Linked DNA regions of Homo sapiens: region 2 is linked to region 1. Evidence: read pairs that join two places in POLR2A ChIA-PET (ENCODE). Cell type or tissue: PC-3. All regions are shown on one strand. Each heading gives the region's core, and the rest is flanking DNA. Links, peaks and the distances in the headings are about the cores only.

Region 1 (7,578 bases), core at 898-5,897:
AACGCCCTTATATTCCTGTCTCAAAACAACAAACTTTAAGAGATTGACCTAAAAGCTTTTCATAAGACACAGTTAAGACGATCAATATCTGAATACATTGCTCAATGAATCCTGCTTAAGTTGACAATATGGAAAGATAACTTCTCAGCTGGACTGGCAAAAATCTCACAAGATTTTGCAGAGGTACATGGGGGAATTAGAGCAATATTTCTTCTTCTTTCATCAGTGTTTTAAGCATACTGAAACTCCCCCTCAGGGGAAGAGACCAGGTGTCACTCGAGTGTGCATGTGTCTTCCACAGGCACAGGGCACAGAGCTTTACACACTCTAAATCCTCAGTAAATATCTGCGGAGAAAGGAGACTAGATTCTCACCTGAATATGCAGAGATATAAACAAACTCCAGTGCAGCAAATTTAAGATAACTCTCTAAAGCACTGGTTGTTGTCACACCTGTGAAGTAGGAAAACTTAGGTGCCATAACAGGAAGTGCACAGGGCGGGCAGAGGGACAAGTGCCCATCTCTGCAATCAATAGGGGGCCATGAAACCCTCGGCCAAACAAAGCGCAGAATGACTGGGAGTAAATAGCAGAGGTGGAACTGGTCGCGTGTCTGCTGTCATCTGAGGGTTTCCAGGTTTTCTTAGACATGCTATTTCATTAGGCCTGGAGCACTTATCCATCATCCTGTTCAAGTTCCATCAAATCAGTGTCCCTTTTTATATGTCTATCTCAAAAAGCTACAAAGCAGTCTACTGAGTACTGTCAGCTAGAATGATTTATTCCTTTTCCTGAACAAGCTGGTTCCCTGGCTCTATTTTCATTGTTGTTGTTGTTTCAAATGCTTGACTGTTTTAAATTTTGAAAGAGAGACAGAAAAAAAAGAGACCAAGATTTTCAAGGTTTAGAGATGTTAATATTTAATCAAATTTAACCAAAAATATTTTAGGTCCTACTATGTTTCAGCCATTGAAAACACCAAGATGAATAAGCTCATATTCCAGTAGGGAACACAGACATATACACATCATGACAATACTGGATTTCATATTCAACAACAGACAAATGTACACAGAGATAAGTAGGAGGAAGCTGTATCAGAGTGGAGAAGAGAGGACACGGAAAGTACCACAGAGAGCTTAAATATCCAAGATGGGTTCCAGAGGACAAATGAAAGTTCACCAGGCAGACTGGACTAGTTTTTTTTCTCTTTTTTTTTTTTTAGGACAGAGTTTCACTCTTGTTGCCCAGGCTGGAGTGCAGTGGCATGATCTCGGCTCACTGCAACCTCCACCTCCCGGGTTCAAGTGATTCCCTTGCCTCAGCCTCCCAAGTAGCTAGGACTACAGGCACACGCCACCACACCCAGCTAATTTTTGTATTTCTAGTTGAGACAAGGTTTCACCATGTTGGCCAGGCTGGTCTTGAACTCCTGACCTCAGGTGATCAACCCACCTTGGCCTCCTAAAGTGCTGGGATTACAGGTGTGAGTCACCATGCCCGGCCAGACTGGTCTGTTTTAATTATCGGTTAAAACATACACATGCGAGCAAGATAACTTGAGTTTCTTACCTCATCTCATATACAAAAATTATCTCAAAATGGACCATAGGCATGTACATAAGAGCTAAAACTGTAAAACTTCTGGAAGAAAACATAAGAGAAAAATCCTCATGGTTCTGGGATAGGGAAAGAGTTCTTAGATATGACATCAAAAGCATGATGAAGGAAAATAAAGTTGAAAAATTGGATTCATCGAAATTAAAAACTTTTATACTTCAAAAGACAACAGTAAGTAAATTAAGAAACAAGCTACATTGTTGTAACCTTGGGCATTAAAAAAATAAAAAATACATAAACAAGTCCCAGACTGGGAGAAACACTGGTAAACCATATATCTATTACAAAGACTAGTACCCAGATCTATAAATGACTTACAATTCAGTAAGAAGATAAGCAATCTTATAAAAACGGAGGCAAAAGATATGAATAGTTTACCAAAAAAGAAAGAAAATAGGCTATTAATCAAACAAAAAGATGTTCAACATCATTAGAAAAATGCAAATTAAAATCATAAAATACCACTTCACACTCACTAGGATGGCTATAATAAAAAGGATACACAATAGGCTGGGTGTTGTGGCTAATGCCTGTAATCCCAACGCTTTGGGAGGCTGAGGCGGGTGGATCACTTAAGGTCAGGAGTTTGAGACCAGCCTGACCAACATGGTGAAACCCCGTCTCTACTGAAAATACAAAAAGTAGCTGGGTGTGTTGGCACATGCCGGTAATCCCAGCTATTTGGGAGGCTGAGGCAAGAGAACTGCTTGAATCCAGGGGGCAGAGGTTGCTGTGAGCCAAGATCGCACCACTGCACTCCAGCCTGGGGGAAAGAGCGAAACTTTGTCTCAAAAAAAACTAGACAGACAATAAGTAGTACTGGTGGAGATGTGACTATATTAGAACTCTCAAACATTGCTGGTGGGAATGTAAAATGATTCAGCCACTTTGAAAACCAGTGTGGCAATTTATTAAAAAGTTAAACATAAACTTAGCAAATAACTCTGCAATCTCACCCCTGGGAAATAAAACGTGTCCACAGAAAAACTTGTATGCACAAGTTCATAACAGCATGATTCATCATAGCCCCAAACTGAAAAGCCCAAATATTCATCTACTGTTGAATGAATTAAAAAAAGTAGTATATCTTATAATGGGATACTATGAAGCAAAATAAAGGAAGGAACTATTGATATATACAACAGCATGAATGCTAAGTTAAATGAACAGATGAATGCTAAGTTAAAGAATCCACATGCATGGCAAAGATTTCACGAAGAAGACTCAAAAGCAATTGGAACACAAACAAAAATTGATAAATGGGACCTAATTAAACAGCTTCCGCGCAACAAAAGAAACTATCAACAGAGTAAACACACAACCTACAGAATGGGAAAAAATACTTGCAAACTATGCATCTGACAAAGGTCTAATATCTGGAATCTATAAGAAACTTAAATCAACATGCAAAAACAAACAGCTCCATTAAGAAATGGGCAAAGGACATGAACAGACACTTCCCAAAAGAAAACATACATGTGGCCAACAAGTATATGAAAAAATGCTCAATCAACATCACTAATCATTAGAGAAATATAAATCAAAACCAGAATGATCTCCACACCAGTCAGAATGACTATTATTAAAAAGTCAAGGCTGGGCGCTGTGGCTCACGCCTGTAATCCCAGCACTTTGGGAGGCCGAGGTAGGTGGATCACCTGAGGTCAGGAGTTCGACACCAGCCTGATCAACATGGGGAAACCCCATCTCTACTAAAAATACAAAAAAATAAGCTGGACATGGTGGTACATGCCTGTAATCCCAGCTACTCAGGAGGCTGAGGCAAGAGAAGCGCTTGAACCCGGGAGGCAGAGGTTGCAGTGAGCCGAGATTGCGCCATTGCACGCCAGCCTGGGCAACAAGAGCGAAACTCTGTCTCTAAATAAATAAATACATACATAATAAAAAAATAACAGATGTTGGTGAGGTTGTGGAGAAAAGGGAATGCTTACAAACTGCTGGAAGGAATGTAAATTATTTCAGCCACTGGTGGAAAGCAGTTTGGAGATTTCTCAAAGAACTTAGAGCTACCATTCAACTCAGCAATCCCATTACTGGGAATATATATATATATTCCCAGTAATGGGAATTATTTTTTATATATATATATATATATATATATATACTGGGAATATATATGTATATATAAAATTTATATACCCAAAGGAATATAAATCATTCTACCATAAAGACACATGCACGCCTATGTTTATCATAGCACTATTTACAATAGCAAAGATAATGGAACCAGCCTAGTTGCCCACCAATGGTGGACTGAATAAAGAAAATGTGGCACATATACACCATGCAATACTAGGCAGCCATAAAAAGGAATGAGATCCTGTCCTTTACAGCAACACAGATGGAGCTGCCATTATCCTAAGGAAATGAATGTGGGAACAGAAAATCAAATACTGTACGTTCTCAATTATAAGTGGGAGCTAAACATTGAGTACACATGGACACAAAGAGGGAACAATAGACACCGGGGCTTACTGGAGGGAGGAGGGTAAGGACTGAAAAACCACGTAACCACTACTATGCTCACTACCCGGATGCCAAAGTAATGTGTACACCAAGCCCCCATGACATGCAATTTGCCCATGTAACAAACTTCCACGTGTACCCCCGAACCAAAACATAAAAGCTGGAAGAAAAATAAAAAAGAATCTACATGCAAAAAATTATACATATTAACGGTTCCATTTATATGAAATGTCTAGAAGAAGCAAATCCACAGAAGCAGATAAGCTGGGGTGAGAACACTGCTGGGATTTTTGTGGATAGAAATGTTAAAAGACTAGATTGTGGTGACAGTTGCACAACTCTATGAATTTACTAAAAATTATAGACTTGTACACTTTAAACGGGTGAATTATATGATATGAACATTATACTTCAATAAAGCTGGTATAAAGTATTGGTTAGGATGAAAATGGCAGAGGAAGATATGGGATTTTAAGCAGCACAGGAGCTGAATCGTGTTCAACAAAATTACTTAAATGAAAAAACAGACCCTGTGCTCCCAAATGCAAGCTGAGACATCCCCTCCACCATGTGAAACTCTCTTCATCTGTCCCTTTATTACGCACGTGTGTTTCTGAGGCAGGTAACTCTGGGATTATATTGAAGCTTCTCTCTTTTTTGCTTTTTATTCCTGTAGTCACCACACCTCGTCTGAGATCACACTTCTTTCCTCTTTATATCCAAGTTACTCCATGGCCCTGATCTCTGTTTCTCCTGAGTAGAGGGCTGATGAGGACATCATAACAGTGTTTCCTTATCATTTCCTTCAGCCTCCAAACCTCCAGCAACTGGGTCCCCTGTCCCTTTGACTCAGTCCTCACAACAGCCACACGCCTAGCCAATGGGATCACCAAGCCCAGCTTCTCAGCATCAGCTATATGACTGCTTCTGCATGAGATGCCTCTCCTCCAAATACAGCTTAAAAAATTTTCCTCCTCCTTATTTTATTTAGAGACAGAACCTTGCTCTGTCACCCAGGCTGGAGTACAGTGGCATGATCACAGCTCACTGCAGCCTTGAACTCCTGGGCTCAAGCAATTCTCCCACCTTGGCCTCCTGAGTAAGCTGGGACTACAGGTGTGTACCACTATGCGCAGCTAATTTTAGAATTTTAGAATTTTTATTGTAGTGTAGAATTTTATTCTAGTGATAGGGTCTTGCTATGTGACCCAGGCTGGTCTCTGAACTTCTGACATTGAGTGATTCTCCTACCCTGACCTCCCAAAGCGCTAGGATTACAGGTGTGAGCCACATCTGGCCCCAACTCTTCTTTTTAAATACATTCCACAACTGTTATGCCTAAATATGCCTCTTTAATACTATCATTTTGCTCTTGTTCATACGTCCCATCATAATTCTTCTCTAGTTGAGGGTGCGTGTGTGTGTGTGTGTGTGTGTGTGTTCAACCTGCTCAAAAACTCCAGGTCACAAACTCTGTTCTGCCTCATATTTCTTATGTTTTCAGTACACCTAATCAATTTTTGTTGTTTTTGTTACTGGGCAATGAATGAACAAGCAAACAAATAACCAAAGGAGAGAATGAGTGAAGTGCTGATGCAACAAAGAAACATGTCTTTCATTTTATTCATCCAATTTGTGCATTTTAGTACCTTTTCTTACATAAAAGTCTTAAGTGAGAACTATTCATCTAGCTTTTGTCATGTGGCTCTCAAACGAATTCCTATTTGCATTTGGACAGTTTAAAAATACTGAAGCGTTAGTTCACATTTATACACTTGGGCAGCAATGAGGTGCGACAGAAAAGGCAAATACATTAGTGTCAAATATGAATAACCTTTCCTTGCCCAGCTCTGGGGAGGCCCTGAGCTGAGGAAACAATGTGGCCTTCTGTTTCTATTTAATACATTGAGCAACCACAAATCAAAGACTGTAACCAATAAATAAATACATACCATAGAACATAAACCTACCCAGCCACAGAAATCAGGAAAGCCTCAACATGTGGATTTCCTGAGCAGGGAGAAACACACCAGGGCCTGGTCCACCCAGCAGCAGCAGGTACTACCTGGAAGAACTTTGTGCCTCTTCCATCATCCCCTTCTACCTCTACTCCAGACCTCTGCATGAAGGCAGATTCCGTTCTAAACTCACACTGGTAAAGTTAAGTATTTTGTCTATATTTGCCAAAAAGCAATGTACAAAGACATCTCAATACGGCCAATATCTAGAGAAGAAATAGACTGAAAGTTTTCCATACCTAGCGACTCCCACTAGTCACCTGACTATAGGTCTGGACTGGCTCTACCTCCTCCAAATTATTTTTCCTTTAGTCAACTGAATACTGAGGATGTCTTGTCATATTTTGGCCTTTTCCTTCTCAATGCAAACCAACCACCAGGAAAGCTAGAAACTCTTTTTCTCTCTATTCTAAAATAACAAGTTTGGAGAGCAGAGAGGAAATTGTACAACTGGCAACTTAAAAAAACAAACTAGGGGCTGGGATTGGTGTGGTGGCTCACGCCCATAATCCCAGTGCTTTGGGAGGCTAGGGCGGGAGGATCACTTGAGGCCAGGAGTTTGAGAGCAGCCTGGGCAACACAATGAGACCTCATCTTTATCAAAAAATTTAAACATAGCTGGGCATTGGGGTGAGGATACAGTCCCAGCTACTTGGAAGACTGAGGTGGGAAGATCTCTTGAGTTCAGGAGTTCAAGGCTGCAGTGAGCTATAATCGCACCACTAGCATTCCAGCCTGGGTGACAGAGCGAGACCCTGTATCTTAAAAAAGAAAACCCCAACTGAAACTCAGGTTACTCCAGTTGTATCCAAAAGCGGAGGTTCATCCTAGCCACAAAAATTTCTCAGTTTGTCATATTTGTTTTAGACATCCACATATATATACATGTTCAACAAAATTTATTAAAATAGCTTTATATACTCTATTCTTACAGGAAAAAATATATACATGAGATATTTTTTCCTTTTGACATACACTAGTGTTATTAATATAATCTTAGGCAAAAAAAAAAAAAAAAAAAAAAGAACTTGTTCATTAACTACAAAGAATCAACTTTTGGTTCCTGAACTATATTACTTCCAGAAGTCACACTACTGGAAATATATTAGTTACCTCTGAAGGTCACAAAATTTCAATCAATTTTAGAATGTCAGGGCTGTCTATGGCATATTCCAAACCTCGACATTCAAAGTGGCAGCTGTGGCTTACAGATGATCATCTTTCAGGTCCATCTCTAACTGACGCAATTTCCACAGGGCAGAGATGTGCAGAAAACTTGTATGAGGCAAATGTCTTCTCTTGAATGTCTCTACCACTCCCCCTAAACAGCCACTCATTGTTCTCTGACATGGACAGATTTGCTTTAAATCTTCATCTTTTTTTTTTCTCTCTTGAAGCTCTCTTGCTTGTTAACGCCCTGACCTTCGCATCTGTGCTCAGATGACAGCTAATGT
Region 2 (7,578 bases), core at 833-5,832, 400 kb after region 1:
TTCATTTAGTAATAACGGGATGGGATGATCCATCCACAAGAAATAAGCTCAAGCACATACTCTGCTGTGTCTTTACTACAGAGTATTCAAGTAGTCAAATGCCAGGGACCAGTGACTCTGTGTACATATTAAGTAAAACCTGATTGGGAAATCTCTAATACGTCCATTCAGTCAACATTTATTGAATTCCTGCTACAATTTAGGTGAAGGCTCAGCACATGCTTCTGTAAAGGGCCACAGAGTATGGATTTTAGGCTTTGCAGGCAATATATCCTCTGTCCCAAGAATCGCCAATGCTCAATGCTGTCCCAGTGAGAAGCAGCTGCAGTCGGTACAGAAACGAGTGGGTGTGGCTGTGCTCCAATAACAGAGCTGCACTTGGCCTTAGCCGTTGGGGAGATAAGGCAGCCCTGCCCTGGAGTGAGTGGCTTCATCACGCCTGAGAGACAGAGGCCAGAAAGCAAAAAGCTTTGACAGCCACACTGCGCAGCACTGATGGGCCTGACCAGGATGGACAGAGAGGCAGATACACCTGTGTTTGGAGCAATATAATTTTAGAGAGTGAGGCAGTGAAAAACTGGAAAACAACCAAAAATTTAAAAATGAAAAAAGAAAGTGGAGAGAAAAATGACGAACAAGAAACAAACAAAAATTCCACGCATTACAGAGAGGAGTGGTTCACGACACCAGCCAATGTTGCAGGTGACATGAAAATTCCCTACATCCTTCAAATATGATTTTTTAAAATCCCTGTGAAAAGCCAAATGGCCTATAAATGGGTAAAAGAATAGGTCTTTAAGCCCTCCCCCAAAATGGGGAAAGAGGGGTGTTAAATTCTTCCTTCACCACGATCTCTATCAGCCATCTAATATTGCAGAGTTATGAGGTGAGAATAATGTACCCAATTGGTGCGGTAATGAAAGGTCCCTGGGCAGAAACACAGGCTCCATCTGCCCATACACTGTGGACATCTATTTTAACAAGCCTGTGTGTGATTTACTGCCCCGGACTCTCATATTAAACATTTTCAATATCTTTTAGCAGTTCAATAAAACCTGTTAAAATTAAATTCCAACCACAACTCACTCATCTACACCTTAGGAGGCAAAGGTTATACTAATGTGATCTCTCTTTATAGCCCTTGACAAGAAACAAAAGGAAGTCTTTCGCTCTGCATGTACAAAAGTAGTGATCCAAAGGCACAAAGGGGGGTATTTCCTCAATCTACACGTGTATGTGTGTGCATGTGCACACACACACACATACACACGTTAAGGTCAATGAATCCAGATTTGGGAATAGGTTTTGCTGCTCAGAGTGTGGCTAAATGAAAACTCAAGAAAGATCACTTCCAATCTGCTAGACGAAAACCTACAAAGAGGGCCTCAGTTGCAAGTTTCATATGTATGTACACAGACTGATCAAAATTAATATTGCACTGCATTATTTGAGACCCATTAAAAAGAGACCACCCAGTGGCTAAAATGTTTGAGATAAAACACTTCATCTGGTTGTCATAACCCTTTGTTTAGTGACTTATTTAAAACAATAAACACTAAAATATTCAAGACCCGCAGCTTTTATTAGGAGATTTTAAGACTGTTTTTGGGATAATCTGTCATTTTCTGTAGGTCAGTGGTCTACAGTGTTAATTTATTCAATAAGCAAATATTACAGATAGAATATGCATAGATATTAAGTATATTTCATATATGTAGATATTTATCTAAGTATCTAATGTATAACAAAACAAAACACACAAAGAATACATGCAGCTGTCCCCAACTGTGGTCAGCGAAACACGGCCTGTATTACTGATGAAAACGTGTAGCCCCTACACAGGCTGCCTAAACTTAGGGCCTATCAAACTAGAAGAGGGAGGGAGAGAGGAAATGGAGAAAGTGATCTAAAATCACCGACATAGCAATGGTACTCCTGGAGTTTAGAAACGTAAAGCATTTCAACTCCTTGTGGGCCTGCACTTACTCGGCATGGAGCTGGACCCTTGATCACCAAAACTGGAAAAACAGATTCCCTTCTGCATCCACGACCAGGCCTTGCCTGATTTCAAGGAAGTTTAAACAATGGTCAAAACACCCTGCCCAGATGTGGCAGAGACTCCTCCTGCAGGAATGCAGCTTTTCACATCCAGGTTCCCAACCTCCAAACACCCATGACCAACTATGGCCACAAGTCCCGACCAGAGCATCCTAGTCCACCCTTATCCTCCCTCTCTCTCTTTTTTTTTTTTTTTTTCTTCCGGAGACAGGGTCTTCCTCTATTACACAGGCTGGAGTGCAGTGGCACAATCTCAGCTCACTGCAACCTCCGCTTCCTGGGCTCAAGTGATCCTCCCACCTCAACCTCCTGGAGTAACTGGGGACTACATGCACAAGCCACCATGCCTGGCTAATTTTTGTATTTTTTGTGGAGTCAGCGTTTCACCATGTTGGTGTCTCAAACTCCTGAGCTCAAGCGATCCTCCCACCTTGGCCTCCCAAAGTGCTGGGATTACAGGCATGAGCCACTGCACCTGGCATCTTATCCTCCAAGGCTGTGCTAGGAGGAGCAAACACACATAGTGATTTCTGTAAACAGATTTATTTATTTATTTATTTATTTATTTATTTATTTATTGAAACAAGGGGTCTCCAGGCTGGAGTGCAGTGGCGCAATCATATTTCACTACAGCCTCAAACTCCTGGGCTCATGCAACCCTGCCACTTCAGCTTCCCAAGTGGCTGGGGCTACAGGTGCATGCCACCACGCCTGGATAACTGTTTAATTTTTTTGTAGAGATGGGTCTTGCTATGTTGCCCAGGCTGCTCTCAAACTCCAGGCCCCAAGTGATCCGCCTACATCAGTCTCCCAAAGTGGTGGGATTACAGGCATGAGCTACTGTGCCCAGCCTAGATTTTTCTTTTCCAGTATCCCAAATCCACAAGTCATCATAATTAGCAGAAGTGATCACTGAGGCAAAATGCCCATGTGATTACCTTTCGGGGTGTACCCACTCAGCCCCTCCTCTCCTGCCCTTCAACCATCAATCCAACATTTTCCCCTCGAAATGTGGTACAAAAACACAATCACATACGGCCCGAAAAGGTCCGTGACGTCAAGGCAAGTACATTGATTGAAGTAACATGAGAGAGAAGGGGTGGGTGTAGCAAAAACATTCTCAAGGCCAAGTCATCAGCCCTTACCCTTAGGAGGGGGCAGTGATTAAGAGGTGGTATGAGAGCCTCGTTTCTCATTTCTATAAGTGCTGGTAAAGGACCTGACCCCACTTCCTTACCTACTGCCTGCCCAGGTAACTGATGCCTACAGCATCACAGGAATTGCCAAAATGCAGAAAACAAATCCTAAATTGCTCTAATTTCATAACACAAAGGCTGGTTTTTGGCTTGAAATAATCAGGCAAATATATAATGTTCTGTCACCCAGGCTGAAGTGCAGTGGCACAATCTTGGCTTACTACAGCCTCAACCTCCTGCACTCAAGCAATCCTCCAACCTCCTGAGTAGCTGAGACTATATGCACATGCCACTATATCTGGTTAAATTTTTTATTTTCTGTAAAAACGAGGTCTTACCATGTTGCCCAAGCTGGTCTCAAACTCCTCGCCTCAAGTGATCCACCTGCCTTGGCCTCCCAAAGTACTGGGATTACAGGTGTGAGCACCATGTCCAGCCGCCGCTGAGGTCTTAATAGGTGGATGTTTTGGGTTTTTTAAGTGACAAAGTTGTCCATTTTTAGGTCTCTCGTATTGATGTTTAATTAGAAATATTAGCCTGAGGCCAGGCAGAGTGGCTCACGCCTGTAATCCCAGCACTTTGGAAGGGGGAGGCTTTTGAGATCAGCCTGGCCAACATGGCGAAATTCCATCTCTACTAAAAATACAAAAATTAGCCAGGTGTGGTGGCAGGCACCTGTAATCCCAGCTACTTGAGAGGCTGAGGCACCAGAATTGCTTGGACCCAAGAGGCGGAGATTGCAGTGAGCCGAGATTGCGCCACTACACTCCAGCCTGGGCTACAAAGCAAGACCGTGTCTCAAAAAGAGGACCTCAGCAGTGGACTCCCTGCTGACTTCAGCAATTCCATTCCCTAGATCACCCCCATCCCTAATCCTAAGAAGTACTCCCAGAATCCAGCCCCATCCTCTGCGCTAAGGAGGCCACCACAACCTTCACACGCCATTAGCCAGGGGACAGTGGGGCATCACTTTTCTCCTAAGCAAATCAGTCCCATGTAGGACAAAGGAATTAACTTTGGTTTTAAGGGGCTGGCAAAAGACAGACCAGAGAAGAACAGTATCTCAGAAGAAGGTATGAACAGTTCGATGTAGGTAAACACAGATAATACTGCCAACACCAGCTCCTCTGGCATCTGTACCAGGTAGATACAAATCAGAAATGCTGCTTTTGAGAGAAATTAGAAATGGGGTAGCTAAAAATGTATATTTTGAAAATAAGAATCTTATGCAGTCAAAAGCTTATTATACTGATTATACATAAATACAAAGCATTAGTAGCGTACAGCTCTAGAGGATAAACCCAGCAAGTCTTACCTTCATCAAAGCATCTGTAACACTCCAATAGATTCAAACAGAAGGAATCAATTATCATTCCGATTGTGATTTTTCTAATGCATGGTTGGAGTGTCTTTACTTCCCGTTGGCTTAACAGAGCTCCAGTGGCCACAGGTGGCTCGGGGAGGAACCGAGGAGGCTGCGCAGAGGCTAAGAAGGGAGGCCAACCTGCAGGCCAAACAACAGAGCGGGGCTTTCACCCCCAGGGGCTCGCCTGACTTGGAGGCTCAAGATTTGAGATTTCTTAAATTTCTCTTGTATATTGACAAGTTATCATTGAGGTACAAAAGTGATGTTATTGTTTAATACAATGTGGAATGAATAAATCAAGTTAACTAACATTTCCATCCCCTCAAATATTCAACATTTTTTATGATGAGAACATATGAAATTTACTCTCAGCAGTATTAAAATGTACGGAACTCAATTATTAGCTACATTCACTACACCATGTAACAGAGCTCCAAAAAAAAGAATAAGAAATAAATCAAACCTATGCCTCCTATGTAACCCAGGCTTTGTGCCCTTTGGTTACGATCTCCCCAACCCCCCTCCCAACCGCTAACCTCCCAACCTCTAACCCCCATTCCTCTTTGCTTCTGTGAGTTTAATGGTTTCAGATTCTGCGTATCCGTGAAAACAGGCAGTATTTGTCTTTCTGTGTTTGGCTTATTTCACCTAACACAATGTTCTCTAGTTCCATACACGTTGTCACAGATGACAGAAGTTCTTCCTGTTTTATGACTGACTAGTACTGCACTGTGTATACAGACCATTTATCCATCCGTCCAACGTAGGCTGGTGCCGTATCTTAGCTACAGTGAACGGCGCTGCAACAAACACGGGTGTGGAGACATCTCTTCGACATATTGATTTCAAATCTTTCAGGTAAACACCCAGAAGTAGGATTGCTGGACCATATGGTAAGTTCTATTTTTAGGTTTTTGAAGAACTTCCATGCTGTTTTCCATAATGTCTGTATTAATTTACATTCCCACCAACAGTGTATGAGGGTTCCTTTTTCTCCACATCCTCACAATACTGGTCATTTTGTGGGGTCTTCTGGATAACAGCTATTCTAACAAGAGGGAGGTGACATTTCACTGTGGCTTCACTTTTCCTTTCTCTAGTTTTGAGAGTTTTAAGTAGAAGGCCATTAGCGTCCATTTTAACCCCTATTCCATACTCAACTACATTGACCTGTCTAGTTCCAGCCTGAGTCCTCTGACCTGTCCCTTTCTTATTCAAAAGGTAATCAGTAACAGACCCAGGAAGCTACACAATGGCAGGAATAGATGACACTAGAAGATGAAACTCCTTCCTAAAGGAAGCAGAACTGGAAGAGCACTATTTGGGGAGAACCCTGGGAATAGATCCAAGGCGGCTTGTTTGGAAACCCAGAAAAAATAGGGGAGTTGTGAGAAATTATCCCCTAATTACTAAGGAGCTGTTAACAGATGAAGTCAATCTACATTTGCTGATGCGGAAACTTATCCAAGATATACTGGCAGAACAGTACGTATAGCGGGAAACCATTTGTGCGTGTGGGTGTGCTTAAAATGCTCATATATGTGCAGAAAATTTCTGGAAGGATGCGGGAAAAAAAAGATAATGTTTTCCCTCCAGGGGAGGGAAGGAATGTGGTATTCAGGACATTTTTATTTATTTTCCAGTTTACACACTTCTCCATTTTCTTTCCCATTAGCATGTACTACTGCTGTTATAACTAAACAAGAAATACTCAGGCTTTAAATAAACAGAAGAAACTGAAAGCAGGATAGGTACAAGGTTTTAAAGAATTGTTCCATTCAATAAGAAGGAAAGAAACAAAAACAGGGCAAAAAATGCTCTTACATGCACAAAGAAACAACTGAAAACAAAAGTACCTTCAAATGAAACATGGAGACAGCTTTGGCTTTTTGCTGAGACCCTAAACTTGGTGCTTTCAAATGTATTACGGGCAGAATGAAAGCTGCAAAGTACCATTTCCAGAACTGGGAGCTTTTTCAGTTTGTTGGGTGATTTCTAGTTAAGATTGAAGCTGGAGTGCTGGGAACAAAAGGCATCAAAAAGCAAACAGGGGGAATCTGAACATGAATGAGGTGAGGGGACAGCCATGATGGCATCACCACAGGCGAAGCAGGAGTCCAGGGCACAGTGGTGCTTCATGTCTAGCGTCCACCTGAAGAATGGCGGCCTACACTGGGTCCCCAAATAGTCACTGTGTTTCAGAGCACACCCAGATGGCATCACGATGGCTCCACTGAAAACACTGCTCAAAACCGGAGATTCACTTCTAACATGAGGTTATAGAAAAATACATATTTAAGACATTTTCAAAGGAGGAGGAGAACTGGAGAAATGCAGCGACGTGTTCAAGCTCCATGGATGAATTCAAGGCTTCTCCCCATGGGTGCTCTCAGCCCACCATGTTGCCGGTCTTCTGATTCTATTTGCAGATAAATGCTAAAGGCATAGGATTTCAAATAGGGGTAGCCAGAAAGTATTGGGCAATAAGTCAGCTTGTGGTTACCTGTCTGAGCGAGAGATGCCAGGCATAAGGCTGAGGGCTTGGGCCCTAGAGCCAGAGAGTGTGCATTTGGGGCTCAGCTCCTTTTCCCCACATGGGAAAGTTTCTTAACTTTCCTGCCTATCCTGAGGGACCACAGGGGTACGACAATGACGGTAGTGGTAAGGGGTCTCAATGTGACAGGGTTGCTACAGAACTAAGGGAGATAGTAAAGCACTCAGAACAGCACCCAGTACGACTCAAATTTATATGCCTATGACTCTGAACACACCAACCAAGTCTGCTAAATGGTCCATTCCTTGAGGTTGGTCAACTGGTATGTAGAAAACACTCGATGAGATACTTGTTTTAGTTTTTCTTCTTTGCTATTCATTCAATCTTAAAGGATGATGTAGGAAGAGAAAAGAACAAGTGAGCACCTACCGGTATGTCCCAGAACTGAGCTGGACTTCTATAAA

What was found. ChIA-PET counts read pairs that join two places held together with the same protein. Peaks named below come from ENCODE experiments on the same cell type or tissue, not always from the same donor. Only the 100,000 strongest peaks of a DNase experiment are listed, where the experiment ranks them.
Region 2: POLR2A ChIA-PET joins it to region 1 with 8 read pairs; 2 of 35 experiments call an interaction of 5 or more read pairs at or near these places.

What each region holds. Positions count from the first base shown.
Region 1 is chr10:34,224,141-34,231,718 of GRCh38, forward strand. The region is part of intron 22 of PARD3 (par-3 family cell polarity regulator); the gene reads right to left. Among named protein-coding and RNA genes, the nearest start is that of LINC02629, 320 kb to the left of the region's middle. In PC-3, for the core only: no CTCF peak of the experiment used is centred there; no DNase peak of the experiment used is centred there; H3K27ac peaks cover 562 bases.
Region 2 is chr10:34,628,205-34,635,782 of GRCh38, forward strand. All of the region lies in intron 2 of PARD3 (par-3 family cell polarity regulator), which reads right to left. Among named protein-coding and RNA genes, the nearest start is that of PARD3, 180 kb to the right of the region's middle. In PC-3, for the core only: no CTCF peak of the experiment used is centred there; no DNase peak of the experiment used is centred there.